Regions from separate parts of the Mus musculus genome. Here regions 1, 2 and 4 are each linked to region 3. Evidence: chromatin loops called from intact Hi-C (ENCODE). Cell type or tissue: heart. All regions are shown on one strand.

Evidence for each region. Hi-C counts contacts between places; a loop is a spot of excess contacts. Peaks named below come from ENCODE experiments on the same cell type or tissue, not always from the same donor. Only the 100,000 strongest peaks of a DNase experiment are listed, where the experiment ranks them.
Region 1: it touches region 3 in a loop (4-fold over the local background); 2 of 42 quality-filtered maps call a loop at or near these places.
Region 2: it touches region 3 in a loop (2.9-fold over the local background); 6 of 42 quality-filtered maps call a loop at or near these places.
Region 4: it touches region 3 in a loop (4-fold over the local background); 6 of 42 quality-filtered maps call a loop at or near these places.

The regions. Positions count from the first base shown.
Region 1 is chr5:53,965,774-53,973,773 of GRCm38, forward strand. No RefSeq gene overlaps it. Among named protein-coding and RNA genes, the nearest start is that of Gm30601, 25 kb to the right of the region's middle. In heart, no CTCF peak of the experiment used is centred here; a DNase peak (open chromatin) is centred at 4,588.
Region 2 is chr5:53,930,032-53,938,031 of GRCm38, forward strand. Gm40305 (a long non-coding RNA gene) reads left to right here. Exons shown (of 3, transcript XR_868426.1): 2 at 4,419-4,497. Among named protein-coding and RNA genes, the nearest start is that of Gm40305, 6.5 kb to the left of the region's middle. In heart, a CTCF peak has its summit at 32; DNase peaks (open chromatin) are centred at 3,820 and 7,350; H3K27me3 peaks cover 710 bases.
Region 3 is chr5:53,868,728-53,876,727 of GRCm38, forward strand. Tbc1d19 (TBC1 domain family, member 19) reads left to right here. Exons shown (of 21, transcript NM_144517.4): 14 at 3,526-3,610; 15 at 6,160-6,204. Among named protein-coding and RNA genes, the nearest start is that of Gm40305, 55 kb to the right of the region's middle. In heart, a CTCF peak has its summit at 3,391 (motif pointing right); no DNase peak of the experiment used is centred here.
Region 4 is chr5:53,945,024-53,953,023 of GRCm38, forward strand. Gm40305 (a long non-coding RNA gene) reads left to right here. Exons shown (of 3, transcript XR_868426.1): 3 at 4,792-5,970. Among named protein-coding and RNA genes, the nearest start is that of Gm40305, 21 kb to the left of the region's middle. In heart, a CTCF peak has its summit at 7,923; DNase peaks (open chromatin) are centred at 2,978, 3,718 and 5,378; H3K27ac peaks cover 676 bases; H3K27me3 peaks cover 378 bases.

The DNA.
Region 1 (8,000 bases), 97 kb after region 3:
CCCCACCCCCCACCCCCGTTTCATCTCTGAGCAAACAAGGCCATTGGCAAATGCAAATGTCCTTGTTTGACCAGGACTTAGGGACAGTGCCCTCAACACCTCAGCAAAACTTTAACCAGCAATCCCCAGATTGTATCAGTTCGTTACGTTTGTTCATCTATCCATTTGTTTACTTTAACAGTGTGAAGATTGAGTCTAGGGGTTGACTATGCTAGGCAAGCACTCTACCACCAAGCTATGTTCACAGCCTTTATGGTAATTTAACTGAACTTATTTATTTTATTTTGTGAACATACTCCGGCTGGCCTGGAACTTGATGCCTAAACACAGACTGACCTCAAGATTCTCCTGCCTCAGCTTTCTCAGTGCAGGGATTGCAGTCCCACACTGGCAGACCTCGGTCTCCTCTTCTCTTGCGTTTGATTAGTGATCTTTCAGTGCATTTGTTGCTTTGAATGTGTGTGACATCTGACTTCTGCAGAGCAGACATTTCTCCCAAACTAACTTCCACCACACACCATAGACGCCATTAGGTTAGGTGTCGGCCTCAGAGAACTCTCAAGTTGTTCAGTATTTGCATATATCTGGGTTGTTATCCAATGGTGGCCTCTACCATCATCTACAGCTGGGCATCCCTGCATCACCCCATGTAGCATCTTCGATTTCCGTGCTCTCAAAAGTTTTCGTTGGGTGCCTAAGATTGCAGAGAACTGGAACTACTTCATTCTTAAAACCACTTAAGATGTCAGATTTATACAGCACAGTGATCACTTCTGAAGTAACTTTGCACAGATGCTGGGGATAACCTGGTCTAACTTTTGACTCCCACAGTTCCCTCCTCAAATTGGCCTGCTTGATTGCCTTTGTTAATGTCGTTTGTGGTGCTGGGATGGAACTCAGGGCCTCCTACATGCTCGAAAAGTATTCTACCACTGAGCTACCTTCTCAATCTCCACCCAGGGCTTAGCCTTCGAAGACTTCCTTCACCAAGCAGTAACCTTCAAGGACAGGTTAGCCTACACCTCTGTGAACTTGGTATGTACACCTGCCCATTTTAGGCCCAAAGAAGACATCATTTTGTCTATGCAGGTGCCCAAAGGGTCTATAGGCCATCACAGTTTAAGGATAGCTTCTTCTATAGTTATTTTAATGATTTACTATTGGGATACATAGGCAAAAAAGCTATATGTCACAAAGAGAGCAATGGAACCTTTACCTAAGTTTCTTTTGAGAACAAAAATAAATGCTGACAAGAGACTACCGCACCCTAGATGCTCTTCTTTCATTCTTGCCTTCAAAAGTAAGCACAGGCCTGGTAGAGCATGAGACGTCATCCCCTCTGGGATAAGGATTAGATGATCAAGACTCTCATCTTTTCAGGTCAAGCTGTCTCTAGTGAAACTACACAGGTCTTCCCTTGTAGTGAAAAGGTAGTTTTAGCTAATATGTAGGCCTAGAGGCTTTTCCATAAAACTTGATTTACACAAGTGAATGTGGAAGACCCTATTTTGTCCTTGCACTAGTAGCTGAACTCTGTCCTCAAAGTTTAAAGGAGTTATTGAGTAAGAACACCAAGTTTCACGTGTCTGTTACCACTACAGCATGGACGGATTTCAAGCATCTTCAGAGGCACAAAATGCCTGGTCCATCGTGTTGATGGCGGATGTGTTGAAATGAAGGCAAATTTCAGCAGTGACTTCTACGTCTTGGACAAGGTTGTGTGACATTAACACTCAACAGTAGAAATAAAGAACTTCATAGGCTTGACTCTCTCAAGGCACAAGCTAAATATAACACTGGGTTCTTTAAGCCGTGACTTATCTTTCTGTGCAACTCAAGGAAATCAGATTATTGGCAAGTGAGTGCTGTAAGACTCTCTTCTCACCCCAAGGCCTCATTCCAGTTGGGAAACCCCTCCCTTTTCCTCCACAGGTAGGGCTCTGCTTTTTTTTTTTTTTTTTTTAGAAACCTGATAACCTCAGAACAACAGGCTCAGGCCCTGCATGGGCAAGCAGGTGGTGCCTGCTGGGCTCAGGCTGTTGCTTGTCAAAGGAGAGAGAAAGAGAGAGAGAGAGAGAGAGAGAGAGAGAGAGAGAGAGAGATCCTTGAAGTCTACCATTGCTTTTCTTCTGGAGGCCAACCATCATTCTTCATCACACACACACGCACACACACACACACACAAACACACATTTGAAATCAGTAGATATTTATATTTTACCTCCTTGGTCAATAAACAATAGTGGAAGTCTGTTTTTTAAACTTTTTATATGTATGTATGTATGTATGTATGTATGTATGTATGTATTTATGTATGTATGAGGAAATGGGGAAAAGAAAAAGGCCTGGCACCAGAGAAGCCAAAAGCTAGGGAAAATTAGTCAAAACCAAAATGATCTTCTAGATTAAAACACTCCACTCAATATAGTGAGTTCTGAGAGTCAGGTGAGGAAAACCAACCATCTGTAAGCAAGGATGGGCTTCATCTTTCTGGGAACCAGGACTAGTCACATGAACGTGAATGATACGTTATTCAGGGACAAGGCCAAAGAAATCGGGGTACAGTCATGGCATGACTCAGCAGGAAGGAAAGGGTTTCCCCCTTCTTTTTTTATTTCCCAAGAGCCATGTTCATCAAGATATTATTGTGGATGGAAAGCACCCATTTTCAGTGTATAGCCATACAAGTTTTGACAGAGTTATTAAATCATATTTCCCTCATACCCCTTTGCAGTTGGCTGTTCTGGCCACTCCCAGGCCCTGGCAACTGCTATTCTTCTCGGTTTGCCTTTTCCAGAAGGCTCGGCACTCATAAGCATACCGAGTAGCAGAAGACGTAAGGATCTAACCTCCAAGCGCAGCTTTTCGAGATCAAACGGCAAGTTAAAGCAGATGGCGCCGTTGGCAAAGAACTGTTTAAAAGTGCCATAGATAATGGAAGTGTGTAGGTGTGTAACTTTATACTAGATGCTGTCAATCATTCTGCTGTCGACTGGTGGCCAGGCAAGTGCTTTCCCAGACCCCTTTTGACAGCAAGCCCCGTATTCTGCTTTTATTCACCATCGTCACTGGACACACCATATTTACCAATTCCACATGTGCAAAACTAAACTTGTATCTGTGGCTTCGTTCCTTGTCGTGAGCAGAACAAGAAGCTCCGGAGACCTGTGGCTGTTTGTTTATTGTGAGTGGCAAAAGAGACTTTTCAGATGTTAGTCAAGGATCTTGAAATGAGAAAATGATCCTGGAGTATGTGTGTGGACCCAATGCCATCATGGAGTCCTTGCAAGAGCTTAAGCAGGGTCAGAGAGAGGAATTTAGTGGTGGCTTTGAAGGTTGACGAGGCACCAAGAGCAAAGGGATTCTGGTGGGCTGGAGAAGCTGGAGGAGGCAAGAAAATGACCTCTGTGCTAGAGGCTCCCAGAGAAGTGCAGCCTTCATGGTATTATAGTTCAGCCAGTGAGACCCACACAGACTTCTGACATCAAGACTGATGAGGTTGTACGTTTGGATGGTTATGAGTTCCAGAGTTTGTGACAATACACTCTCCAAATATCATTCTCGTGTATTTTTCCCTCATAGGGGAGCTATTTCTGTCCAAGAAAGTTTTCAAGGCAAAGCTCCTGGATGACCGGTCTTTGACTGCCTACACCCTACATCCTCATCTCAACTCTATTTTCCAAACACCCCATGAAGGATACTCATTTATTCCCAAAGCTAGGACCTCTTCTCAGACCCTATTCTGGCTTTCTCTGACAACTTCCTAGTTGGTCCCCTCACTCTCTTCAGTGTATTCTCTCCATCAGAGTCAACACAAATTTCCTAAAAATTGAATATCAGATTATGTCATATCCTGTCCTAACAATCTTCTTGACAGCTTCCCATTGTACCCAATACCTTCATTGACTTGCAAGCCAGACCTTTCTAGGGCTCTCCCTGCTTTCTCAAGCCCTCTTTCTCCTATTACGCTGTTTCTCTTCTCCCCATACCCATACACATTCTCTTTCCTGAATAGAGATGCGCTCTCTCTCTCTCTCTCTCTCTCTCTCTCTCTCTTTCTCTCTCTCTCTCTCTCTCTGCCATGTGTGGTCCTTGATATATGCCCTTCTTTCTATGGAAAACATTTTTTCCCTGGCCTTTATCTATTTGGCTTTAGATTTTAGCCTCCTCTGGAAGTACTCCCCAACCTTTCTTGTGTGGAATCTGATGCTTTCACCTCCTCTATTTTGGTGCTCAGCAAACTATCCTGTGATCATACGTCAAACTGTGTCTTCTCCAACCACACCTTCAAAATCCATGAAACTTTGGAGGGATGGAAGCCAAGCTTGCCCCACAGATATATTTTCAGCACAGATCACTCACAGAACGGGGAGTGGAGTAGCTTTTCAACAAATCAACTTAAAATCTTGTCAAAGGATGCTTAGGTTCACAACTCAAAAAAGAGAGGGGTTTCCTTTGGCTGGCAGTGTGGGAGGGAACAGGAAGAGGTGAGGCGGCGTCGGGAGACACTTGAGGAAGCATGTGCTATTTGTGTTGGCCCTGCTCCCTCCTATCCTTCTGCTGGGTGGAGGTGGGGATGGGTGTCTGAAAACTCTAGTTCCTATATTCCATTGTCAGCCGTGTCCAGAACGGAATCTGAGAGCTCAGGAAGAGCTCTGGCTTTGAGATACCGTGCTGGCAGCTGCTTGATTGGCTCAGGGGTGCGGCCTCTAGACTTGGGCAGCCCAAGCAGGGTGACAGACAGTACAGGCCCACTCCAGGTAGCACCTCTCTGTCTCACTTAGAATTGACAAGCAGCAGGTGTGAATTCAAAGCCTTCAACCTATGCATGCCCAGGCCCAGCCTCCTTTTTGTTCCTCAGCCCTCTCTCTCTACTCTCCATCTTTCAACCATCCTGAAAATGATTGCCTACCTATAGCAAGTTTCCTTGCTTCGAAACTTGTACAGTAGTTTCTATGCTCCTACATAGACCCAGCCTGATACTCCCATCAGAGACAGGGCAAGGGCAGAGAGAGAAAAGGATTCCATACACTAGATCACCACAAACAGATTTCCCATTATTAAGTGTTTGGAAGGGGGTTTGGCAAGCACAAAATCTTTCAATTTGGCCAGAGCATGGAGGCTGAAGAGAAGTATAATAAAAAGCTACAGAAGCAGAAAAGGTCTGTGTTACAGAAAGAGTCAAACTACTGGTAGAAAAGTTTGTGCTGGTTTTGGCTAACACTGGAGATTCACCGGGGTCTTGAATTACACGCTAAGATTGGAAATGCGCATGAGAAGATATTTCTGATTGTGGTTAAATGTCAGGAAAGAAGAAAAGGGATACAGACGACTATCAGAAACTGGTATTCAAAGGCTATGGCACTTTGCTGGGTGTAATAAGTAGAAGGGAAAACCCGAGACGACGCCACAATTCTCCCCATTTAACTGGATGGTGGGGGTCATTCGGTGATGTCAGGAAGGCTGAATGGAAATGACTGGGGAGTTGTGCAAGGCAGAAAAGGCATCTGTAGTCAGCACTTTAAGTCTCTATTCATGTGATCTCATTTGATTTGAATTCCAATTTCTCAGCTCTTTCCACTAGTTGGCAAAGAGGTTAACTCTACATACCACAGTCTGATAATCATAGGCAGAGAAGAAAGATCCAAGATGCAACAGTCGATGAGATCACCAAGGGTGAGAATAGAAAAGTCACACCTACTAGGGGAGGGGAGGCAAGGGGAGAGAAGACATGTCGAGGGCAAGAGAATGGTCAGTTAGAAAGGCTGGTTAGCACAAAGACGGTTCACATAAAGACCCACACAGCACTGCACTGTGTATAAAGAAAGGAAGAGAGATCGTGAAACAAGCAAGTAAACAAACAACAATAACAACAACAACAATAACAACAAAAACCCCAAGAATTGCCAACACTGTATGTTCTATAAGATGTTAAGTTTATTGATGTTTAGGAAACACACACACACACACACACACACACATGGTTACTTCAGTTATTTAATAGAGACAGAGCCCATATTTCTTAGGGCTCAAAATCATCCAAGTAGGAAGGAAGGTAAGGAGGACGGCCTCCCTCTTCCCCCTGTTGGTTTCTTTCCCTTGCCCACCACCGGTTCCCTCAGAAGACTCACTTACACATTCCATGATACCACCTTGTATAGGCCTAGGCCAGGCCAACTGCTATCTTATTTATATGGACCTAGATTACTGACCTGTAAGCTTGAACTTCAGTGAACACAGAGTCTGTGGGACTATCTACAGTTTATTGGGTGTGCTAAAGTTATGGATTAACATCGAAGACTGGTGTTCCCAGTGCCAGATACGATCTCAAAGTTCTGAAGGAATTCTAGCATTTACTAAGTGAAGGTGGTGGTGGCCCGACTTCATAACATAAGAAAACACCAGAGCAAAAGAGTCGTCGCCCCCCCCCCCCCGCCACACACACACACACACACACACACACACACTTTTCCTCATGCAACTTTGTGCTGTATATTTTTACAGCCCCTTGAAGCTGTAGAAGTACACTGACAGGTATCACAAGTACTGAGCTCCGAATACATCAAAGACTGCAGAGGAACTCTGTAGACCAAAGTCCTCTGTTGGCCACAGAAGCGAGAGAGGGCTTCTTCTCTTTGACAAACTTGATGAAGCAGAGTTAAATCAGATGACTTTATAAGGATTCCAGAACCCAACCTAAACCACATCTCAGGATCCTTTCACAGATCAGAGCCTTCCCAGTAGCTTCTAGAAAGAAGAATGAAGCCCTCATACTTCTGCTAAGGTCCACTTAATCTGCTAAGGTCTAACATCTACTTAATCAAATCGAACTTCATAAAATGCAGAGCCGGCTAAATCCAAATCTAAATATGTTCATAATGAAATATCAGCTTTTTCAATTTCATTCTTACGAACAAACAAGCCTGTTAAACATCCAAACATCGGTGCAGTAGGTGGAAACAGATGTCATCGTTTATTTAAAGATTAGTGTATCCAACAATGAAGTGTGTGTGTGTGTGGGGGGGGGGGGGTAGATGTTGCCTGTTCATCATAGCATCTTAGGAATTGAGTAGTTTTATTTCAGAAAATAAAATTGGGCTGTCTTATTGTTTCCTGGGATTTTACAGTATCTTCCAGATCATGTAATTCTGTTTTGTTTCTGTAGTATAAGCAGGTCTGTCTTAAAACTTCCCATAAAATAATTCCATGTTCCATGGATAAAATAAAACTGCCTGAATTAGTCTCGTTCTTGCTTGAGTTTTCTAACCACTAACAGCAGCCGCAATAAATACAGTCAGCCTTCTATGTCTTCTCATTATCATCCCAGCCATAGACTCAGCCGAGCATCAAAGATGCTTGGGAAAAACAAAGCATGTATAGAGTACCAACTTCTGTTCACATTATTCCAGAAACAGTATGTCAGAGCCACTAATTTGCATAGCATTTGCATTACATCAGCGAGTAAGAGTAAGTTAAAGATAACCTAAAGAATTTAGAAAGATGAGAGTACATCAGGTGGAAATATGACAGAGTTTTATGTAGAGGACTTGAATATCCAATAGATTGATAGATTTGCATGTGACACTTCACAGTGAATAGTTTAAAAAAAAAACCCAGTTAATTTCCACTTCCGGTCTGGAATTGATATTCTTTTTTTTTTTTTGGGGGGGGGGATCCAATCTATTTTATTTTTTTTTCCCATTTTTTATTAGGTATTTAGCTCATTTACATTTCCAATGCTATACCAAAAGTCCCCCATATCCACCCACCCCCACTCCCCTGCCCACCCACTCCCCCTTTTTGGCCCTGGTGTTCCCCTGTACTGGGGCATATAAAGTTTGCAAGTCCAATGGGCCTCTCTTTCCAGTGATGGCCGACTAGGCCATCTTTTGATATATATGCAGCTAGAGTCAAGAGCTCCGGGGTACTGGTTAGTTCATAATGTTGTTCCACCTATAGGGTTGCAGATCCCTTTAGCTCCTTGGCTACTTTCTCTAGCT
Region 2 (8,000 bases), 61 kb after region 3:
CCTAGAGCATGCCCGGAAGTTCCGTTCTGTAGGAGGCAGCAGAGTCTAGGGCAGGTGATCACTGCCTTTGAGAAGCAAGCACCTTAGAAGTGAAAGTGCTCACTGTTCACAAAGCCTGAGTGGGCAGAGCATGGATACCCTTCAGGGAAGCTCTAAAGATTTGAGCCAATTAATCCATTTTGTGGGAGGGAAGAAGACCTGCCCTTCTTTCTTATTTTCTCTCCTCTTCCTCCTCTTCCTCCTCCTCCTCCTCTTCCTCTCCCTCCTCCTCCTCCAGTAGGGTTTCTTTGTGTAGCCCTGGCTGTCCTGGAACTTGCTCTGTAGACCAGGCTAGCCTTGAACTCAGAGATGCACCTGCCTCTACCTCTCCTGGGAATAAAGCCATGTTCCACTATGCTCAGCCAGGTTCCGCCTTTTCAATCAGACACATTGTTTTAAGAACCTTGAGTATTTGTTGACCTAGTCTCAACTTCTCATTTTGCCCACAATATACTCCTCACAGTGATTTGTCCACCAGCACATACCCTGTCCACGCCAGAGGAGAGTCCCGGGTTCTTCTACTCCCCTGACCCCACGAGACACATTCTGATCATGACTTCTTGCCATGAGCCCCACCCTCCTTCTAGCTAACCTCCCTCTGCATAGGCCCCACCTACCTGTCAGGACAGCTCCAGATTAAAGGGACATCTCTTGGTGATATGCATGATTGCTAAAGCTGGTGCTTAATTATCTGACACTGTCAATGTGGGGAGAATTGGCAAGCTCTGGCCCAGGTGGCTGCCTACTTGAAAAAGAGCATCAAGAAAATAAACTGGAACAAGAGTTTGGGGTCTCCCTCTCGTTCATTTGGATGACCAGTTGTCATCTTAAAATGATTGGCTGAATTCTTACCCTAGCTCTAATGACAGAGGCCCGTATGGAGACTGACTTCTTGGGCCGGGACCCAGCTCACTGACGCATCACTGACAAACTTTTAGGCAAGTTTCTCACTCTTCTGTACTTTGGTTTTCCTATGCGTGAACACTAAGAATCTGCCATTGGCAGAGACTGGCAAGTGATAATTAGGACATTCATGCCACACCACCACACTGGGTCCTCCCAGTCCGGCTTTCCTTACAGTTAAGGTTGCTGTGTAGATAGATTCTCTTGCCAATGGAATGTGATCCTCCACTCTCTCTACCACCTGCTGGTCAAGGGTGTGTCCGACCCAGGGAGCCTTGGAAAGGGATGGAGCTACCATAATGTGAAAGAGCCTAGGCCCAAGCTGTCACATGGAAAGCTGACTGCCAAACATTTCCACTGAACACCTACTAAAAAACAAACAAACAAAAACGTTAAAAACAAATTAATAAAATAAAAACAAAAAAGTATTACGTTAAAAGGCTTAGCATTTAGGGTGAATTTTTATAAAGGATATCATGCCTTAAAAGGTTGTTGGTAGTCTTAAATAAATTAACATAGGAATGCCTCTAGAACAATTCCTGGGGCATAAATAAGTGTTCTATATGTAGATGTGTTATTGTGAAGTATGGCTAGATAAATAAAATGAGAAAGACCAAAATAGAGAGAGATAGAGAGTTTGCGAAGATAGTTGCCCACAGTCTTATTTCATAAATCACTCTGTGTTTGTGTCTGTGTGTATACATATTTAATACACATTAAATATGTATATAGCTGTAAAGTTTACATTTGGGAACAAAAGATGAAGTTATAGAAAAGTATGTTGGCTCATTCATGAATTAGTATTATTTGTTAATATAGTTTCATGGTCCTTACAGAAAAGCAAGTTCCTTCAGAGAGATCTACTTTTAGAAGAGGCAGATAGAACATTCATTCTCAACCAAATATAGTGTTTATGCAGAAATAATTTCTCTTTTTTTCTCCTAAATAATCATCGACATACTTGCCTATGTGGGGATGAGTGAGCACAGGAAGCTGGACTTCTGGAGAGTGATGCTTCTGCAGCAGATGCTGGGGTTCCCTTGTAGTATCATCTTTTTGTCCCCATGAACAAAGAGTAGTCCCGGAGTCATCTAGTCTTTTCTTCCTCACCAGGAAGATGTGTCCAACCTCCCACATGTCCTCCTTGCTCCCTAGTACATCCCCAGGTCCTTCTTTATTATCACTTTCCTCTTGCCACACTCCCTGCTTCTCAGAGAATCCCAGGCTATTCTAGAAAAGGGTCCAAATGGCAGAGCAGAACAAGCCAGTGACATTCATTCTTTACTGATGGTCTCAGCTCCTTAGAGTACCATATTTTTATGGGTACTTGCTATGGACTATGAAATAATGTAGTGAATAAAGCAGGTAACAAATCTCTCTGGAGCTTACATTTTGATGAAAGAAACTAGAGAATAGGTAAGTGAAGTCATGGCATATTAAATGTGATAAATATAAGTGGAAAGCAGGTCAGGGGAGTGTAGTGGCTTTAGAATGCAATTGGAAGAGGGCATTTTAAGCCAGGTGGTGAAGACTCATGGAAAAGTAGCATTTATGCCAAGGCTAGAGAAAGTGATGGGGCAGGCAGACGAGAAGTTAGGAGGAACACAGAGTGAGGCCTTTGGGAGCTTCAGAGGGAGGTTACCTTTGACTTTGAGCAAGGAGAAAGTCATGGAGGACCTGACATACATATCGAAAGAATCATACCGGTTGCTAGGTGGAGGACAGCCAAACACAGGCCAAGCACAAAGCCAGGAGACCAAGACAGGAATCTTGGCAAGAGATGATAGAGTACGGTGATGTGGGCCAGACTGAGGGTGGCATGAGTGCAAATCCTGCATATATTTGAGGATAGAGCCAGAAAATTTTGAGGCTGATTGGAGGTGGGAGCTCAAGAGTAAAATAGAAATAAAAAATGACTCCATAGGTTGAAGCCTAAAAATATGAAAGCCTTGTTGTGACTTAATGAGACAGAGCAGAAGCGGGCTTACCAAGGGAGGGTGAGTCTCCTTTCTGGGTCTTAAGTCTGAGATGCATGTTCCCCATCCAAATGGGGATACAAGTATGCAATGAGAATTCAGGGGAAAGGTCCAGGCAGAGAAATAAATTTGGAAGATGTCCGCATATAGATGGAATTTCAAGTTGGGAAGCTATTTGGGATCATAGGTCAGAACACATGGATAGTACAGACATCAGAAAAGCAATTCCTCCCCATAGTAACGGGTCTGGAAGATGAGAAGGACACACAAAAGAGACCAACCAGAGAAGGGGTGGCTACTGGGAGGGATACCTGGCAGAATGTAGGGTTCTGGGAGCCAAGTGAAGAAAAGTGCTTCCAGAAGAGGTCAACAGCCAACTGAGGGCTGAAAATGGACCACTGGAATTAGAAACATGGAATCTTCTAGACACTTAACCAGAGAAAATAGAAGCCAAGACTGACATGAGTGGGCTGGAGAAAGATCAGGATAAGGAGAAGTGGAGACAGAAAACTCAGACACAACCTGTTCCATGAGGGATACTATAATAAAATCAACTCACCAAGGCATGGCTGGAAAGAAACACTGGGCCAATAGGGTGTTTCCTTCAAGCAAGAAAACGTGTATCATAATCACATGTATTGACAAAAACTGCCAGACATGATAGTACATTTTCTATAAGTGTGTGTTCTTTTTGTTCTGAGGACTGTCTTAATTTGTGAGTAATCTGATTCCTGCTAATCATTTAGTAAAAATTAATCTGCAGGAAGAAATTCTGTGTTTGTCCCATTTCCCTGCAAACACTGGACAGGATATGTAGGCCTTGTCTGAGAAGCTGAGTTTAGATCAAGCCTGTCGGTTGCCCGAGCTTTCTTGGCCTCCAGCCCACAGCACAGCTGTTCGACTGATGCTCCCTCTCCTCAACGCAGGCCAGGCCTGACTAGATTCATGTAGCCTCCTGCCTTTCCAGGAAAAGAGACCCACGAAGAAGGTGACGCTGCAACAATAACGAACAATCTTATCTTTCTCCTTTAGAAAGTTCAAACTCTAGCAAGTTCTCAGATGAAAAATACTTGGACTTTTTTTAAAAAAAAACTTTTTTATTTCTAATCCTTAATGCCAACATTAAACAATCAAAGGACATGGGCAACTAAGTCATGTGGAAGATGGAGTGGTGATTGTCCAGCTGAGACTGGGACGGTGAGGATACAAATAGAAGGGCCACATAGTAACATCTAAACTGTGTGTGTGTATGGGGGGGGGGTGACTTGACTCTCATAGACAGATCATGTTTTCTTGATACCATGTGTGGTGGTTGAATGAAAATGGCCCCCGTAGGTCTATAGTGGGTGGCACTATTACATACAGGGTGTGGCCTTGTTGGAGGAAGTATGTCACTGGGGGTGGGCTTTGAGGTTTCATAAGTTCAAGCCAGACTCAATCTCTCTCTCTCTCTCTCTCTCTCTCTCTCTCTCTCTCTCTCTCTCTTCCTGCTGTCTGAAGATCTGGATGTAGAACTCTCAGCTACCCCTCCAGCTCCATGTCTCTCTGCCGTAATGATACTGGACTAAACCTTTGAACTGTAAGCGGGCCCCAATGACACATTTTCTTTTATAAGAGTTGGCATGGTCGTGGTGTCTCTTCACAGTAATAGAAACCCTAACTAAGACACCATGTTTCCTGTGTTTGTCAGAATTCAGCTTATGAGTTAGGGCACACATTCAGGCCCACTAAACAAAGGTGAACATTTACTCTTATAACAAGGATGCTCAAACAGAATTAATCACCTCCAGGCATACTGATCAATGGTACAACTGATGTCATTAAGGATGTCAAGAAGAGATTTTCTCTCTCCTCCTGTGCATTTTCATGGCTCTTAGATGCCTTTCTACAGGCAATAAAGGCTGGCAACCTCTGGCAGCTCTTAATAATCTTAGGTCATATCATCTGAAATCCCAAGGCAAAAGCAGCCTCCTTCTAAATCGCTCTTATTAAAACCTTGGAGGATGATTGATTGGCCCATTTTGGGTCATCTTGAGTTCCTGAGTCAATCACTGGCCAACTGGATAGAGAATGATGACTAGCTAGGCCTGAGTCATAGCCTGTACTTGGATGGAGATGAGGTCACAGGGAAGCAGGTGTCCTAAAGGGAAAATTAATACTCACTTGCCAAAGAGAGTGGAGCAGCCTGCTGCAGGAGCAACTGGAATGTGGTGTGTGGCTCCAGTCAGAGGCCAATTTTCTTATAAAGGAAAGGTTCTTGCTTTCCTGAAGGATTCTTGCTGCTGTATGCACTCACTGATAAGTGGATATTAGCCCAGAAGCTCAGAATACCCAAGATACAATTCACAAAACACATGAAACTCAAGAAGAAGGAAGACCGAAGTGTGGATGCTTCGGTCCTTCTTAGAAGGGGGAACAAAATACCCATGGAAGGAGTTACAGAGACATAGTGTGAAGCAGAGACTGAAGGAAAGGCCATCCAGAGACTGTCCTACCTGGGGGATCCATGCCATATACAATCACCAAACCTAGACTCTATTGTGGATGCCAACAAGAGCTTGTTGACAGGAGACTGATATAGCTGTCTCCTAAGAGGCTCTGCCATTGCCTGACAAATACAGAGGTGGATAATCTCAGCCAACCATTGCACTAAGCACAGAGTCCCCAATGAAAGAACTAGAGAAAGGACCCAAGGAGCTGAAGGGGTTTGGAGCCCCATAGTGGGAACAACAATATGACCTAACCAGTACCCTGAGAGCTCCTGGGACTAAACCACCAACCAAAGAAAGCACATGGTGGAACTCATGGTGGAACTCAGCATATCTAGCTGCATATGTAGCAGAGCATGGCCTAGTTGGTCATCAATGGGAGGAGAGGCCTTTGGTCCTGTAAAGCTTATATGCCCCAGTATAGGAGAATGCCAGGGCCAAGAAGCAGGAATGGGTGGGTTGGTGAGCAGGAATAGGGGGTTTTCGGAGGGGAAACTAGGGAAGGGGATAACATTTGAAATGTAAATAAGGAAAATATCTAATAAAAAGATAAAAAAAGAAATAATTATCACCCCACTTAATATTTATCCATTAAAATATGAATATTTTGATGATTGTTTTTAAAAGATCACCCAGGGAGTGAAGGTGGAGGGAAGAGACTGGCAGAGCACTGAAGTTCTTCCTTGGTGAAGCTTTCAATTTTGAAATAGAACTTTTAAAAAGAAAAAAAAAGATTAAATTAATAAAGATGAAAAATTTAAAAGGCCATATAATAAATAGTAAATCCATCACACGTTCAAGTGTTTGAAAAGCTTACTAAATAGATTAGAAGATCTTCATAGAGGGTAAAAGAAATCACTAAGAGTTATGAATATAACTCAATGGTACATTTGATCAGAATGTGTAAGACCCTAGATCAACTCCCAACACACCCTCCCAAAAAAAGAAGTATTAAAAAAGAAAGAGTAAAGCACAAAAGCTTAGAAATAAGAGGCACAATTACATACGTGAAAGAAACTGAGAGTCGCAAAATGCCTTAAGTATTAATATTTCAAAATATATAGCATGCATATTCTATAAGTGACATGTAAAAATATCAAAAATCTAGAAACTCTAAGCATGAGTTCCTCTAGAGGATCTGGAAAGGATGATGTCAACACTGGAAGGTTTTATGACCAGACAGTTTCACAGTCGAGTGTTTAACTGTTCAAAATCGATGGCTAAAATGTAACCTGGATAACTCTGGGCCACAGAGAAACCTAAGTTCTGTAATACAATATTAGAATTATCAAAAATTAAATGAGAAAATAAATCACCCAACAAGAGTCTAGCAGTTAATCAAGAGTGGTAAGTAAAAGATAGCAGTTACATATTTGGGGTTACCTCAGATCAGAAAAATCTGTCACCATGGTTCATTATTACAACAATCTCCCGGGGATGTGTTTTTTTGGTTATAAACATCAAATAAACTAATTTAAAATGGTGATTCTCAACCTTCCTAATGCTGTGACCCCTTAATACAGTTCCTCATGTTGTGGTGACCCCCAACCACAAAATTATTTTCATTGCTAATCCATAACTGTAATTTGGCTACTGTTCTGAATCGTAATGTAAATATCTGATATGCAGGATATCTGATAAACAACCCCAGTGAAAAGGTCATGGCACCCACAAAGGGGTCACAACTCACAGGTTGAGAATCACTAATTTAATGCACTATATTATTACTCTGTGTGATTCTGTGGCCTGGATGAACTCAGATGAGGAATTCTCATCCATGTAGTGTTACTGTGTGACTTACATAATGGTCGCTGAATGGGACAAAACAGCTTCTTATCATTCATAGACTAGCCCAATCTTTCCTCCAACACTGTACAGGATTCTGAGTGCAGACCTCTTCCAAGAGCACCAGTTCTATTGTGCAATTGCTTATCCGGCTCTGATTGCATCATGCCTGCCCATGTCCAGTTGGCTAGAGTCAGATGCGTGTGTGAAATCGATGTGGGAAAGAAGAGCCCAAAGAGGCAGGAAACATATGCAAGTACAGTTGATTTAGTAACAGTCTACCACAATCAGCATACCATACATTTGATGCACTGTACAAGCAATTTGAAATGAACATCTAAAATAGGTGTGGGAGAGAAGAACAAACGCTTCTATTGAATCACAGGAAACCCCAAGGTTCAGTTCCTCTATGCCTTTAAAGCAACAACCTCTCAGCTTCGTATTAAACCAAAATAACAATAACTAGACTTGCCTCCATTGAAGCCAGGAGCCTGAAAATGAAGTTACAAGTATTATTAGTACTTGTTCTTGGAATCTAACAAATTCATTAAAATAGAATATGAAATAACAGTTGTGACCATTGAAATAAGATGTCTATGCTGAGAATGTAGTTATGTGCTTCGAGAACACTATGGTTAGGTTCTGCAGAGATGGCTCAATGGTTACGCGCATCGACTACTCTAAAGCCAAGTTCAGATCCCAGCACTTACGTAGCAGTTCACAGCCACCTGTATTTCCAGTGTCAGGTGATCTGATGCCATCTTATGACTTCTGTGGACACTAGGCACACATGTGGTGCATAATCACA
Region 3 (8,000 bases):
AAGGAATGCTAAGATCAGAAATATTTTTCTCTAGGGAAAAGTATACCAGCTGGTTATCCAATATCACAGGGTCGGCTCTGCAAACATACACATACATATGGATGGAGTAGGTTGTATTTATAGATTTAGGAATACACACACACACAAATAACGACAGTTAAAAAGAAAGAGGACATGAATTTGAATGAAATAAGATGAGGTCTATTTGGGAAGGATTGGAGAGAGAAAAAGACAGGAGAGAATGTTATAATGATATGATAATCTCAAAAATTGTAAATAAAATCAGCATACACAAGGAGATAAGATTAAAATTATGTAATGGTTCAATAACTGTCTTAGGGTTTCTATTCCTGCACAAACATCATGACCAAGAAGAAAGTTGAGGAGGAAAGGGCTTATTTAGTTTACACGTCCACACTGCTGTTCATCACCAAGGAATTCAGGACTGGAACTCAAGCAGGTTAGGAAGCAGGAGCTGATGCAGAGGCTGTGGAAGGGTGTTTCTTACTGGCTTGCTTCCCCTACCTTGCTCAACCTGCTTTTTTATAGAACACCCACAAGGGAACCTCCCTCCTTGATCACTAATTGAGAAAATGCCTTACAGCTGGATCTTGTGGAGGAATTTCCCCAACTGAAGCTGATTTCTCTATGATAACTCCAGCCTGTGTCAAGTTGACACAAAACTAGCCAGTACAATAACATTTCACAACTTTATGGTTGTTTAGAGCCCAAGATTTTGCTTATTGGAAAATACCCATTATATTAAAATGCTAAAATTAAAATTTTTCCTCAGTAGATGCCAACATTATTTTGAATTGGATTTACTAGAATTTTTAAAGTTGTGGTTCAAAACAAAACAAAACATGAAGTTTGTCACCTTATCCATTCCTAAGTGTGCAACCAATGACAATGATTGTCAGTATTGACAACCTAATATCCATTTTTTTATCCTAGAAAGGAAATGTATTTCTCAGCATAGCAGTATCTGTGTAATACCAGCATTTACTCTCTTATAGTAAGTTAGTTACATTAATGTTCCTTACTGTTAAGTGCTAAGAACATGCCCATTGATGCAAAGGCAACTGCTCCTACTGCTAGGCATATATACTCCATCTCCACAGCCCCAGAGCCTCCTCTCTCAACTAAGTTCCAACTGTTGCCTCCCGCTCCCAGGGTACTCTTCCCCAGTTAGCCTCTCAGTAAGTTTCTCAGGCTCTTTCAGTGTTTGGTCAGAGGGCACTTCTCAGTAGCCACTTTCTTTTTTTTTTTTTTTTTTTTATCTGTTTTCATTTTAATTGACAAATCATAGGATATTCTCTGATCAAGTTTTTTCCCTTCCAGATCAACTTCCCACCCACCCAACTCTCTCATTCTCATTGTCTCCTTCCCTCCTTCTCTCTCTCTCCCTCTCCCTCTCCCTTTCTCTCTCTCTCCCCCCTTTCTCTCCAAAACCAAACAAATCTGAAGTGACAATTAAAACAAAATTAAGCAGTGAAAACACTAGGCACACATGCTCAAAACAGAACCCATAAAAACACAAAATCAGAAGCCATGATATACAAGCTAAAGAGCAGAAGGACAAAAACAAAAAAAAACAAACAAAATAACAAAATAAAACAAAAACTGGAACAAACAAAGCAACATTAGACAAAGAAAATCTACAAAAATATGATTAAGTTTGTTTTGTGTTGGACATATACTGCTGGGCAGAGGGTCTACCCTTAAGTAGTATTAACATAGCCTGTGAGACTCCACTGGAGAAAGATAATGTTTCTTGGTAAGTGGCTATCGATTGGAGATAATTTCTTAGGAATGGGAGCTTTGTTCACTTCCCCCTTTCCACACTAAGATCCTGTTTTGCTTGATCCAGTGTTTAGATCTTTATCTTCTATTTATATCTAAGCTCTTAGAAAAACTATAAACACAGTTTGGAACCAGTATCTATTGATAGATTAATGAGCTAAATGTAGTAGGGTTGTCCCAGAGAGTTACTTTGTGCAATATGGAGGCTGCTATTCTCATAGCTTGAACTTATAGACTGCCAGGCCCTTCTCTGGGCCTCCTTTATCTTGCTCCATGCTTGCTACTTAATGCACCAGTTGATGTCATCACTTAGCACACTTGCTGTCTGTCACTTCCCTTCAGAGCTTTGTGTTTGTGTCTTTCTTTTGATGTACCCCTACTTCACCCTGAGGTTTGTGCTTCGTGTAGTAAGAGCGAAAGAAGGGAGCCAACTGATTTTTAGAAATCTGTGGATGTCCTCCAAAGAGTATTTCAGAGTGATAAGAATAACTTAAAAGGACGGCATGTTGAACAAGTGTAGGTCATAATTATAAAGTTCTATAAAGGTAAATAGAGAACAGTGGGGATTATTCAAAAATCCAGTGCTGGAGTATTTTCCAGAAATGGAGATATATAAAGTTTTAAGTTGAAGAAGCATGACGGTTGAGCATTATAAATATACAAATCCTAAATTAAATATATTAAGAGCCAAGAATAACGGAATATAGAGAATTAATAGCAATGTAGTAATAACTGTAGAGAACATTTTAATCGTGTGATATCCCAGGTGCTACTCTAAACACTTCCCATATACCAATTAATCCCCACAATACACTTTGATTGAAGCATTATTACATTCACCTTGCATATGAGAACACAGATACTTAGAAGTGCAGGCACTGGCCCTTGTCATTCAGTTAATAAACTGTGGAGCTCCAGTTTAAAGTCCAGCAAAATGTCTAGATGGACAAGTGCCCTGGCACAATGGGTTCTAATCCACTCCCCATTCTGTGCCCATCCCCTCTGCCTCCCACCCCACCCCAGTTTTTGTGGTATTTTTATAGACTCCTGGGTCTTCTAAATGTCCCTTCATCTTCCTAGGACTGGACTCCTGCCCTCAAATTTAAGGCTAGTGTCAGCAATTCAGTTTCTTCTATTGGGAAGCCCTGGTCCTGACTGTACCCTCTCTGTTTTAGCTCTTGATAGAGTTGCATGTGCCTTTGCTGGCTGGGACAGCCAGCTTCTACTTGTATTGGGAAAACCTTTCCTTTGCTGATGCCATCCTTATTAAGAATGGAGACCTCTCCTCATTCTTGGCATGCCCAGCTATGAACTGCACACCAATTAAGTCTGCTTTCAGTTTCATAGACCCCTCTGTGCTTGTGTGTGATTGCCCATGGGTACCTCAATGTAGTCTCATCTGTTAAGTTTCTCACATGTGATTTTCATTTCCAGATAAAACATAGGATAATTAGCACATAGTTAGCATTTTTTTGTTTGCTGCTTCAAAGTCTGGGGAGCAAATAGGGAAATGTATGAGAACGGGCAGCCTTCACATGGAGTCCCTCTGAGAACATTTAACGAAGGAGTGCCAATAGAGGGCGCTCTTCCCATTGCAAAGCCCAGCACTGACCTGAGCAGGTCTCCTCCAGCGCCACCTCCTTATTAAATTAAAATTAATTGAATTAGCATCAGTTGTTGGGTTGCAGTGCTCACTGTTGATTTTTCCAATGTCATGTTCAGGTGTTACTTTGCTTTTCACGGGATACGTCTGTACTGGGCCACTTTGCATACAACAGTGCTTCACCGCCGAAGTCATACATCAGAGGTAACATTTAAATAATTCTAAAGAGAAATTATTGAAGACTTTCATGATCATTCCAAGAACATTTGAATATTTTATATTGGTATTTCCAATTTTAAGTTGAAAATTATTTCTAATTTCTCTGCAGTCCTAATTACTGCCTTTCCTTTCAATGTCAGCACCCAGGCAGATCACAGAACCCTCTCCTGAAGTGACAGAGATTGCATTTCCATTGTCTTTTTGGTTCTTGACATCTCCTGCCTCCTCTGTCCCATTTGTGCCAAACCTGTTGTTTTCTTCTTCTTGCTACCCATAGCCATAGATTTATCTTTTCAGATTTTCTTAACTTTCTTTTAGTAAGTTGGTCTTTGAATTCTAGTTGGGCTACACTTAAACATTACGGTGTGGTAGATGTGCTACATTACCCCTTTATTCTATTCTTGTGGTCTCTCTACTGCGAGCTGCCTCAGCATGCCCCTGTACTATTCCAGTGTGCTGTCCTCCCCTGAAGACTGAGCTAGCCTCAGCCCTTCTCTTCACTGGGCAGTCAATACCGCACACTAAAATCCCTTTGCCCTGCTGTGCTTGTGTGATGCCATTCTGCTGCTTCTATGAAGAATAAACATTTCTTCAGGATTTTATCCCTGCCTGCTTGGTGTACCTCTTGCCCTAGGACAGCCCAGTTTTCTTGTGTTGGAATCAGGCTCTTCCCCCCAATAAGGGGCTGCTTTGCTTCTGAAATGAATACATAAAAATTGCTTTTCTTTTTATCTAAGGAGGTTATTGGGCTAAGGAAATGGCTCAGTGGATAAAGTGCCTGTGGTGCAAACCTGAGAGCCTGGCTTTGGTTCCCCAGTGAAGCCAGGCAGAGCACCGTGCCTATAGCCCTAGCACTGGGCCCAGATGCTCACTAGCTGGCCAGCCTAGCTAAATTGTCAAAGAACAAGGTAGAGGGTGAGCTAGGAAGACAGCTGGCTTTGCTCTCTGGCCTCTACATGCATACACACACACACACACACACACACACACACACACACACACAAATATACGTACCCTACACACACCCTTCCATCTCATCCTGCACACAGAGTGATCATAAAATTTAATTGCCTAATGACCTAAACACCATCTTAACCTAGCTTTCTTTCCTTCCCTGATAATCTCACAATGTGCTATATTCGTAGTAGCCTTAGTGCACGAAGAGCTTCATATTCCATTACCACAAATTATAGGCCCTTGGTGGACCAGCCTATATGTCATGTCTACCAGTCTACCATCAGTTTCCCTCCCTTGACACAGAAACCCTTAAAGCCCATTTAACGAAGTCAGCAAATGTATTGCATTATTTGTGGTTTGGTCTGCATTGTAACCACTGGGTGGGTGGGGGCTGTGCCCTGTGTTTGCTGTGCAGTGTCTCAGTGCTGCTGCTGTGCTCAGTTGGGGGTCTCTTTCTCATCATTCCCTTCTTTCCTCACACAAAGACCAGCTCAGCGTGTCTCCACCTTAGCCTAAGATAGCCCCACTTTTTATTTTTATTCCTGGTTTCTCTCTTACACCCACTTAAAGAGAACCTTAATAATACATTTTAATTTAAATCCCAGTGCAAGAATGGATGTCTTTTTAATAACTCAGGGTTCTTAAGAATCCTGTTAAGGTGGAAGCCAGCGGTCTTGGTTAGGGTTTCCGTTGCTGCGATGAGACACCATGAGACACCATGACAAAGCAGCACGGTGAGGAAGGAGGGAGCCCTCTAGGGCTCATCTGCCTTATACTTCCATATCACCGCTCATCACTGAGGGAAGTCAGGCTAGGAACTCACACAGGGCAGGAACCTAGCGCCAGGACTGATGCACAGGCCATGGAGGGGTGCCCACTACTGGCTTGCTCCATGGCTTGCAGGGCCTGCTTTCTTATAGAACGCAGGACCACCAGCCCAGGGTTATCTCCACCCACAATCGGCTAGGCCTTCCCCCACTGATTGGTAAGGCTTGTCTACTTACACTCTGGTCACCATTTTTTCAGTTGATGCTCCTTTCAGACGACTCTAGCTTGGTAGGGTGATATGACATTATGAAGTGATTCAGTGGGAGATGGGAAGAGTGAGAAGCTGCGGAACAGTACAGACGGAGCTTTTATAGAGCATTCTGTTTTAAGTGGTTACCCTTTTTCTCTAATCATATCAACTCTGTTGGGAGTCAGGATATGGTTAATTTTTAACTCTTCAGCATATTTTCTAAAAACATAAGCTAATAGGATATGGCAAGACTTCAGACTTGCTTTAAGAAACAGGATTGTTAAATTTAGAAAAATAACTTTATGCTTATAAATTATTCTCCAGTACTTAAGACCATTTGAAAACATTGTCTAATCAATATTATTGAGTTTAATTGTTAAAAGGCTTTGCTGGTATCAGACAACTGGCTGACAGATTTTCAACTAATTCCATATCCTGAAATGAAATGAAGTTGAACTATGGTTATTTTAAAAATTCCATTCATTATCCGCTACTTATTTGGACATTCACAGAATGTTGCTTTTTGAAACTTTACTGAGTGTATGGCTTTCCCTTACAGGAAAACTAGGATTAGAAGAATATGCTGTTTTCTATCCGCCCAATGGTGAGTGATGCTTCTGCTTCCTCTGGAGGGAAATGGAAAAGTAACAGCTTTTGTACTGGGGATGTAACTTTCTCATTCTGTCCTGAAAATGAACACAAATCATCATCTAAAATAACCCTTCCTCCTGGGAAAGGTGGATTTTAGTGCCTTGCTCTATGTTTGTGTAGTTTAATGCCAAATTGTGCACATCTCCAGCTCTACTTAGGATCAATAGAAGATTTGTGAGAAGCTGAGTCAGCGTAAATGCCCACCTCTAAGACATGCGGTTTTCCTTGAGGAACACTAAGCAGTTCAACTAGAACCTTCTCGTTGTGTCATTGGCACAGCACAGGAGTGGGGGGAACAGACTGCCCTGTGTTGCAGTTAGTGTCTTTATAGGTGGCCAGTGTGGCATTTATTAAGTAGGGAGATTGTGAAGAAAATCCTTGACTTGCTGAGAAGTGATATGACCCTGTCTTTACTCTTAGGCATTCACTGTACAGGTCTTTTAGTGTGCTTACACAGGCAGCAGATAACACCCTTGTCCTGATGGTATTAATCCACACCCGGTACAACTTTTGCTTTAAAGGAGTTAAGAACTTGGGCATTGTAACTCAGTGGATCTGGGTTCAGATCCAAGCTCTGTCAATTTACCCCCTGCCCTCGGTAAGTTACACAGCTTCCCTGACCTTGAGTTTCATTAACTTAGCATGTGAATAATGATCACATGAGGCATGTTATGAGACTCCAGAACAGGGCTTCACTTTGAGTCCAGGAAGTGCAGCCATGATGATGGTGTTTAGCAGTATTGGGCAGTCTGAGAGCCGGGTGTGTCCTGCCTGCTCCGGCTCTAATTATAAAAATTTCTCTCTAGTTCTAACCTCTTCCACGATTACCTCAAACCTAATGTGGCCCAACTGGGCATATATATTTTCCTGTGCCCCTCAAGAGAAAAACAAAATAGCAAGCAGACAACCTGTCTCAGTCAGCTGCCATTTTCCTCTACCCAGTCACTCAAGCCCTGAACCCTGGAAGTCATGATAGAGTTGTAGATGGTGCAGGCTTGCTCCACCCCATCTATGTCTTGTGCCTTTTGCTTTCTTTTGGGGTCGTCTTTTTCTCACCCTTACCTACCATCTGATCTTGCCGTAGCCCGTGTGGGTGTAATGACCAACTACATTGGTGCGTCCTCCCTATCTTTTCTAGTTTTCTGGGTTTGCCTCTGTCGTTCTCAGTTCTACATCCAAAATGAAAACCGGAAAATTTCCATTTTTCTTAAAGTTCCTTAGTGCTGCTGGAAAGTTTAATGCCCAGGCTTCTCAGTGTGACATGCACAGGGGGACCCCTGGAGTCTCACCGGTGCCATACAGTCTACTACTACCTAGCTTCATAAATCACCATCTCCCACCTCACTGTTTAAATTTAACATCAATATCCAACTATTCTCCCTGAGCCACAGACACTGACACCGGCACTGTGTTACCTCATTGGCCTTATCTGCAGACTTAGCCAAATCCCAGTTTGGGAATGGATGCTACTAATATCTTACAGCACACAGAACAACCTCATAACAAAATGAGGGAAGGCTCTTGAAAACAATAATAAAAATATATTCCTTTAAATCTCTTTGCAAGCATAAAGTTGATAACTTTTTATCATCTATATTAATTAAATAAATTTAAAGTGCTACTAACCACATATCTACTTAGAACATAAATTTAGATAGAAGTGGAAAAACTCATTAAAATTTTATTTTAAATATGACCTCTGGATTCACATTTAGATGCTGTTTTTATTGTAGTGGTTTGGACAATTTT
Region 4 (8,000 bases), 76 kb after region 3:
CATGCCACTTGTCTGGCCAGTTCATTTGGTCCTATCCACATGTAGTGCCATTCATTCAAGGCACAAAAAGCACCCAGCTGCTGCAGCACCCCTCCCTGCCCCATCTCCTTCTCGCCTCTGTTCTCTTCCCATACTGCTTGACCTCCCCTGGTGAACCCTGTATTTGGTGTGGCAAGCTATGGGTTGAGGGCATTTTTCAACAAAACTATCAGGTGGACAGGGGTGATGCAGACCAAAACAAATGGTCACATTTGGTTTTTACCGAACTTCTACTCCATTCCTGGCACCATTGATTTCATTCCGTGCTTATTATACCCTGAGAGTGACCATTCACTCCAATTTGGTGATGGGGAAACTGAGTTATAGGGGCTTGATCAACTTCCCCAAGGTTGTGCAGTGAACAAGGGCTCACAAGCCAGCTGCTGATGCCAGGTGCCATCACCCAAGAGCCCGCTGGTGACAGTAGGGCAGATGTCATAGCACTGCAAGAAGCATCCTCACACTGTGAAGGCTCTGAAATGATCCCTCTAAGGATGCTTATCACTTCTGTTGTGTTTCTTGACATACATAGTGTGACTTTCTGGGCAGTGCTCTATCAGAAACCTATATTGAAACAAAAGATGGTGACATGAGTCACTGTGACATATATGCCATTCCTGGGTCCACCCTATCAAGCTGTGTAAGCTTTCACAAGATAACCCTGATCTGTCTGGCTGTGAAATGCTAGCATATGTGCAGTTGGGACTCAACAATTTGATTTGCGTCAGCCTCCTTCTCCCCGTAGAGACTGGTGTGAACTTCTGGCTAATGAGGTAAGATGTTCTCACCTTAGGTCCCATTTAGAGTCTCACATTAACTCTGGTCATTGTCAAATTAAGAAATTTAAGGCTAAGCATGATCTGTGGAAATCAAGCATTTGATTTCTGGCTGCAAATAATTTATAATTCATAAATTGATAATAATTTATAATCTGAACTATTATAAAGATATTAGGGTGACCTGAATGACTCACTCATTGCCCAGTAGCAATCCCTTTCTGTCTGTTGGGAACACATGATGTTCTGAAGTGAACACTTGACTTTGATTGCGAAGGCAGATAAGGTTCAGGCCCTGGCTCAGTAGAGAATGGCTATCAACACCTTCTCTGCCCGTATGATCCAGCTATGTTGAGGCCAGTGAAGACTGAGTGATTAAAAACCCACAGACAGAAGGTGCTGTTGAGTAACTTGGTGCATTCATGAAGTTGTGTTTTCTGGCACATGTCTGGAGATGGGGAGGTTACAAAGACACACTCTAGTGTGAAAGAAGGGCATTGCCAACTGTCTTCCCCGTCTCTCCCTCCTCAGTGCCCCAGGAGATGCTTCTCTTGGACCAAGCATGTCCTGGGGCTTCCTTGTCCTCTGGCTCTTAGTACCCAAGGCTGAGGAACTGGACAAGAAAAGGCACAGAGTGTTTTTTTGCCTTCAGCTTCCTGCCACCCAAGCTGTAACTTGGCAGCGCTGCAGTTTTCTATCTAAGTGACACCCTTATTGAGCAACCTCTTTCTCTTGACTCCAGTGCAGTGCTCACCTTTGTGCACCAAGTAGGTTAACTGGGAGGTGATGCTGGGAAGGATGGTGCAGGGGAGTGGGGAGGTGGGTTAGGAGAAAGGAGGGTAACATCACAAGGCATACAGATGGGCATGAATTTGCGTAGAGGAGCAGCCGGGCTCAGAGCTCTGGAAAACAGGACCAGCCGCAGAGTTGCCCCACCTGAGTAGGGAGAAGGTGGGGCACCGCCTCTTCCGATGGGGCAGCATAGCAGCAGCAGCTGACTGGCCTCCCACTGGTGTTAACGTAAGGGGCACCCCCTGTTCCTTGTGGCTCTGCCAGCCTACCCACACCTCCGTGAATCTTCCCTTCATCACATTCTCTTCCGTCATCCCCTGAAGTGTAACCACGTCTTTCCTTCCCTGACTCATTACAATAGTGAAGATCCTAAACCCTCCATGAGCTCCTGTCTGCAGAACCAGATATGTAGCAGACGCTCAGGTCCTGCCCACATCCCTATCACCAGCCAAGGCTTCTTCAAGCATCTATGATGGTCTGAGGGGGTTTTCTCCTGAGTGTGTCACACAGGGCAGGCCCAAAAGAACAGCTTTCAATGGAAAGTGGAGGGGACCTGGTGAGTGATTCCTGGGCCATTTTGATTCTGGCGAGGATGAGTCCAAAGCACTTCTACAGTTCTCCAGAGGTCTGACTTGAGCTCCTCACAGCAACAAGCTACTTGCTGGTATATCTTGAGTTGCCAGCCCTCCTGATCCTGAATCACTTCCTGACCTACCGCTACCCCCCACTCCACTAGCCATGTCTGTAGTGACACAACAAATACCTAACACATACTAATGAAGAAATGAAAGCATGTTTAGCCCTGAGTTTTTGAGGCTCAAATCGATGCTTGGGCAACCCAATTATTTTGAGCCTCTACTGAAGTTTCCAGACATAGATAGCAGGAGATCATGACAGCATGTCAGTGAGCCAGAAAAAGAAGAAAAGAATGAGGTTTCACAGCCCACACCTTCAACGACTTAAGGACCTCCCACGAGGCACTGCTTCTTAAAGGCCCACAGCACCTCCCAGGGATGTTATATACCTTTGCATAAGGAAGGTGCACACCCAAACCATAGCAGGCACGGCTCTGACAGCTTGTCCCAGGATCACTTCCTAATGAAACCACCTGCCTAGGACACTCTGTCTCAGACTGTGCTGTGTGAGAACTCAAACCAAGAAGCCTCCGGCCTGAATGACAGCCCCTTCCAAACAGGCCCCACAGGAATCTTAAACTGACTGAATTCCTTTGCAAGGGCCATTAAAACCCTTGATGCTCAAGGCCTCTGTTCACAGTCCGTTCCCCCTCCCCTTCCCCAGAACCCTCTGATTTGCCTTCTTTCTATCCACCAGCCACACTCAATTATAGGCAGTTCTTGGAACACTGTCTGCTCGTCAAGTTTCTGGCCCTCTGCCATGCTGTTCTCTCTGCTGGGAATAGCCTTCACCCACCCGCCATACATTCATCTGCCTCTCACTCGTCTTAAAGGTTTCTGTCTTCCCTGACCACCTTTCAACAATCAGACACCAAAACTGAGAGGTGTGAATCCTGTTTTGATGGTGCCCGTTTTTCTTCCACTGGATTGTAAACTCCTGAATACAGAAACTTCCTTATTTATCCACAAATTCCCAACACAGCATTGTACACACAGGGCAGTTTTTGTTTTTGTTTTGAATAAGTGCTTGATTGATAGATAAAACAATCTAGTAAATAAAAAAAACCATTTAATTCTGTAGAAGGAATAAAAGGGTCCTGCTTAAGGAATAAAATACAGTGGATATTCTGAGGAAATTGTAAACTACTTCGTGGGTTGATGGCGTGGGAAGATGACAGCAGTTACTTCCTAAGGAAGAGACAAGCAATGATTTTTTTTTTTGAAGGTCACGAAGGAGGTGAAAGCTAAGTAGAAAGACTGGAGGAGGTGTAGAGGAACAGGGAAAGGAAGTCTCCAGTGACAAGGACCCTGAGGACATTTCTAGGCCAACCTGAGAATGAAGTGAGCCAGGCCAGCAAGAGAGAAGATGCTGTACTGAGCTTCTGGACCAGTGGGGCACACAAGTGGGGTGTGTCGTTGACCACATAGAGTTCCAAGGCCATGACTTCATTCATTGTTTAGACTGCTGCCCCTCCCCCAGCCCTGCCATCTTTCCTTCCTTCCTCAGCTTCCTCTGCTACTGGGCGAGGCTTCCTGTTAAGTCCTTCTGAGAACTGGAGTTTTCAGAGCTTTACAGAGTGAGGACGCTTGCCAGTGGAACTGCTACCAAAGGTCCTCGTTGACTTCCAAGAAGCCATAGCTGGCTAAGTCACAGAGGTACTAGTTCCACACCTCAGAGGGTGAAGACCCAGAGGTGCCCTCTTCACTTTCGGGGTGTGCTTTCCAGAGCATTCACAGCTACTCAGGAAAAGGGCAGCTCCACCTTTCTGTTCCCAAAGCCAAACCCTCACCACCAGGACGCTGGCTCTAAAAGAACCCTTGGTGACTCATTTCCAGGACAGAGGCCTGTTATAAAGTGAAGTATCCCATTCTTCTATCTTTTGACTCATACATTTTGAAAACTTTAGAAGGTAAATTCTCATTTTTATAGAATTCAGGAATGGATAAAATTCTGTCTATGTAAAAAACGGTTAGTAAAATAAGCGTTTAGAATGGCCAGCATTCAGGAAGATGGCCACAAAAGACTACACAGTCCTAGAAGGTTCAAACACTGCTCAAACATCCCTCACCCCCAATCCCAGCATCCTAAAAGCTCTAAAGCCAATTTACGGGACAACTTTAGCATCAAAATTCACGTGGCAGCAAACACTGACCTGAAATAATGGGACTTTATTTAGAGTCAATATTTATCTCCAAGTAATTATTTTTACATATCTGTTGTAACCAAAATACCAGTGTGTTTTATTACAGGGTTTTACCTCTATACCCTGATGAGAAGATAACAGAAACTTTAAGTACACTGTTAGACATTGTATCATTCTAGAATTAAAAAAAATACTCTGAATTCCAGAACAGGTAAGACACACAACAGATTAATGGGCTGAGTCTATATATAGTATTTTCAAATTAATTATAGCAGTAGACATTTTTTAGGATGTTGCAGTTTTATGAAAGTTGGAGGATGGTTAGCCATGCATGACCACATCTGATTGTCCAGGGTCCTCTCTAGCTCCTTCTGCATCTGTACTCTATCACTTTGCTCTCAATAGGAGTTGATGAATCTGCGCTCAAGCCCTTGAAGTGCACTGGGCTGGGTTCAAGAGACATGCCTTTAAAGACTGGCTGCCTTTGGAGAGTCACTTCGTGTTCTAGTCCATAGTTGTCCTATCTGGAAGAAGAGGCCAGTCTTGCCTTTTTCAGAGCATGCTGCAATGACGAAGCCGATGGGTATATGTGAAAATGCCCTAGAAACTATAAAGGAATGCGAAAGCTCTAAAGGAAAGCCCACTCTGCAGTTATCCCAGATAGCCTACTCTGACTCTAAAGGGGAATAAGCATTGTTTAAAGCCAAGTGTACTGACACTCTGTGCTGAAACCCAAGTGGTCAACAAGATGACTGGGATGCCCAGCTGGGCTTCAGGAGGGCTTCACTGCTTTGTGCTTGCCCATTTGGAGATGCTGTGGTCCTTGGATGCCTGTGTTAGTTTCCCTCGCCCTCTTGGGTGTGTCTGAGACAGCAGCTTTGCTGCTTTGGCTTTCGAATCCCTCACAGCGTGTTAGCATCTGGCCTTGCTTCCCTTCCACACTCTGGGCTGTGTTTAGACTGCACTGTCTGCTTTCAAGTCACGGGCTTCCCAACGCCCAGACATTTCACAGTCCCCTCTACTTGAATCACGTAAGTCTGGCCCTCGGGTCCAAGCAGTGCATGGGTGTGTCTCACACAAGAGAACAATCAACAAGATTAAGTTACTTTTGAGTTCCTAATTGATTTTCCAGAACTCCCTCTTCCTATCACAAAATACAGCTTTCTGAGCAGTGTGGTCTAATGCTGCAAGGTGTGGAGGTGGATGAGATTTAGGAAAGCAGATACATTCTGGAAATAAAAGGGCTTTCACATGTAAATGAATAATTGACATGCTTCGCCTCCCAATAACATTTATTGTTTGCAGTCACCAAACCCAATGCCAAGACAGATTTTTGTGTTTTAGGCTACAAAATTTGGAGAGTTGCTCAAATTCTTTTCATCCCTGGAGTTTTGTTTATATTGAATGTGATGTATTGAAAGAATTTTTTTTACCATGTTTTGGCATTATTTTGAAATACAAATTAGATAAGGCTAATTGTAATAATTGTTTTTAGTTATTATGACTCGGTATAGTTTCCTTGATTCTTGTTAATGTGTAGTTATACCTTTTATTTAAAAAAAAATCTATCTCTTTCCTTGCTTACTTGATGTGGTTTTATTTGTTTGTTTCTTCTTCAAGACAAACTCTTTCTATATATCTCTGGTTGGCCTGGTATTTACTATGTAGTCCAGGTTACATTTAAATTCAGGACAGTCCTTCTGCCTCATCTTTCCAAGGAGTTTATGGTCCTTAAGGAAGAGAAGACATGACTCTCCTCTGTAGTATATATAGAAACCTGTTATTACTTGGACTTGATATTATCCCTTTTTCCAAGGACTCTCCATGTGAATTAAACAGAGCTGATCAGGATCCATGGTACTTTTATCCAGGTTAAGCCCACTTTTTTTTTTTTCAAAAGTTAAGTAGATAATTACATTAGATGTTGTGGGGTCATGTACTTTAGTTAAAACTTGCTAACTAACTCCACAGTACAAAAGTAGCCAGTCACGGGCACCAGGGAAGTCAGCACCTGGGCATGACTGTGTTCTAGTAAAACCTCGTCTACAAAGGCAGGTGTTGTGCTAGAGTTATCCAGAAGCTAGTAGCTTGTTTGTTTTAATAAAGCACTCATTGCATTGTGCTATAATTAGCTTCAAGTTGCTGGTCTTCTCCATAAACCCTTGTGTTTCTTCTAGTAAAGACTCCTCGGTCAATTATTTTCAAAAAAAGAATATTCAATCACTGACTAACTCATCAGAAAAAAAAAATAACTGTTTTAAGCAAAAGTCAGTAGTTGATAGTGATACAGGTGAGGGAAACTAATGAGAAACGGGGTATTTATTAATCTCCAAATACTAATAACTTCCCACTACACACCTATTGACTGCAAAGAAGAAACCAATTTTGCAAAGCCACTATAGGACTGAATCCCCCCAAACAAGTGATCAAAGCTATTTATTTACTTGACAATGATAAAAACTGACCCTAGTACATATGGGACTGCGATTTCTTTGCTAAAGCTAAGTACTCTGGATCCAATCAGAAAAACCACCAAGCAACCACAGGCTGAGAACACTGAAGATAATGTTAGACCCATTCTCTCTGCAAGTACCCATGATATGAAAAATAAGCATTGGGGGACTGGGCCAGAATGGAAAAGAACAGGCTAGAAAACACAGATTCATGCATCTAAGATTCTATGCTTATAAAGGACATTAGTGAAAAACTTGCCAAAATCTAGAATAGACCTATTGACTGAAAAACATGTATCAAAGTTAATGTCCAGACTTTGACCATTAGTCATATTTTGTTGTTGTTTTCAGCACAGTGATACACCACCAAAGTGACTAATCCTTTTAGCTTGCCTGGGATAGTGACACTTCCTGATACAGGACTTTGGAGGACTTGCCACGTAAATGGCAATGGGCTTCTCAAAAGGTTCAGAAGCAAGATGTGTGATATGTATCTGCAAGGGGGTAAAACAAAGTTAGTAAATGTTAACACTTGATACATAGTAAAATAGCCATACTATTTCAGTAGCTTTTCCATATCTGAAATTATACTAAAAATAAAAGCAGGAAGGAAAAGAGTTCAATACTCTGTCAAGAAACGTCCTCCGAAGCCAATAAAAATATGCTCTTTGCATCACGGCCCTCAGCAGCCATAAAAAGAGCCACATTGTGTCTCATTCTTGCAAAGCCAAGCATCGCTCAAATACCACAGATCCTCCACCCCACAAGCCACACCCCTGCATCATCCGAGCTCAAATGAGAGGGGCTTCTATCAGAAGACCATATTTTGAGACCTCAAAGTAAGAGATTAGTCAGAATATGATTGACAGTCAACTATTAGTTAACCACTGATTGTATGTTGGTCACTTTTTCTTCGGAGAAAAACACTCAAGTTTCACTACCGCCACCATGTAGAGAGTGTTAATAGTCTTCTTGAAGGGAAGAAGGGGGTGGAAACACGTCATTAGGAAGTTACATCAGTTGGCCAAGGATACACGGCTGCAGAGCAAACAGGGTGAGATCTCAAACCAGCTGGAAATAATGGAAGACAGCACAAATGGCCACCACTGGGGACAGCGAAACCTGCTGTTTGTCCTTCCCTGGAGTTGCATAGCAAGGAAC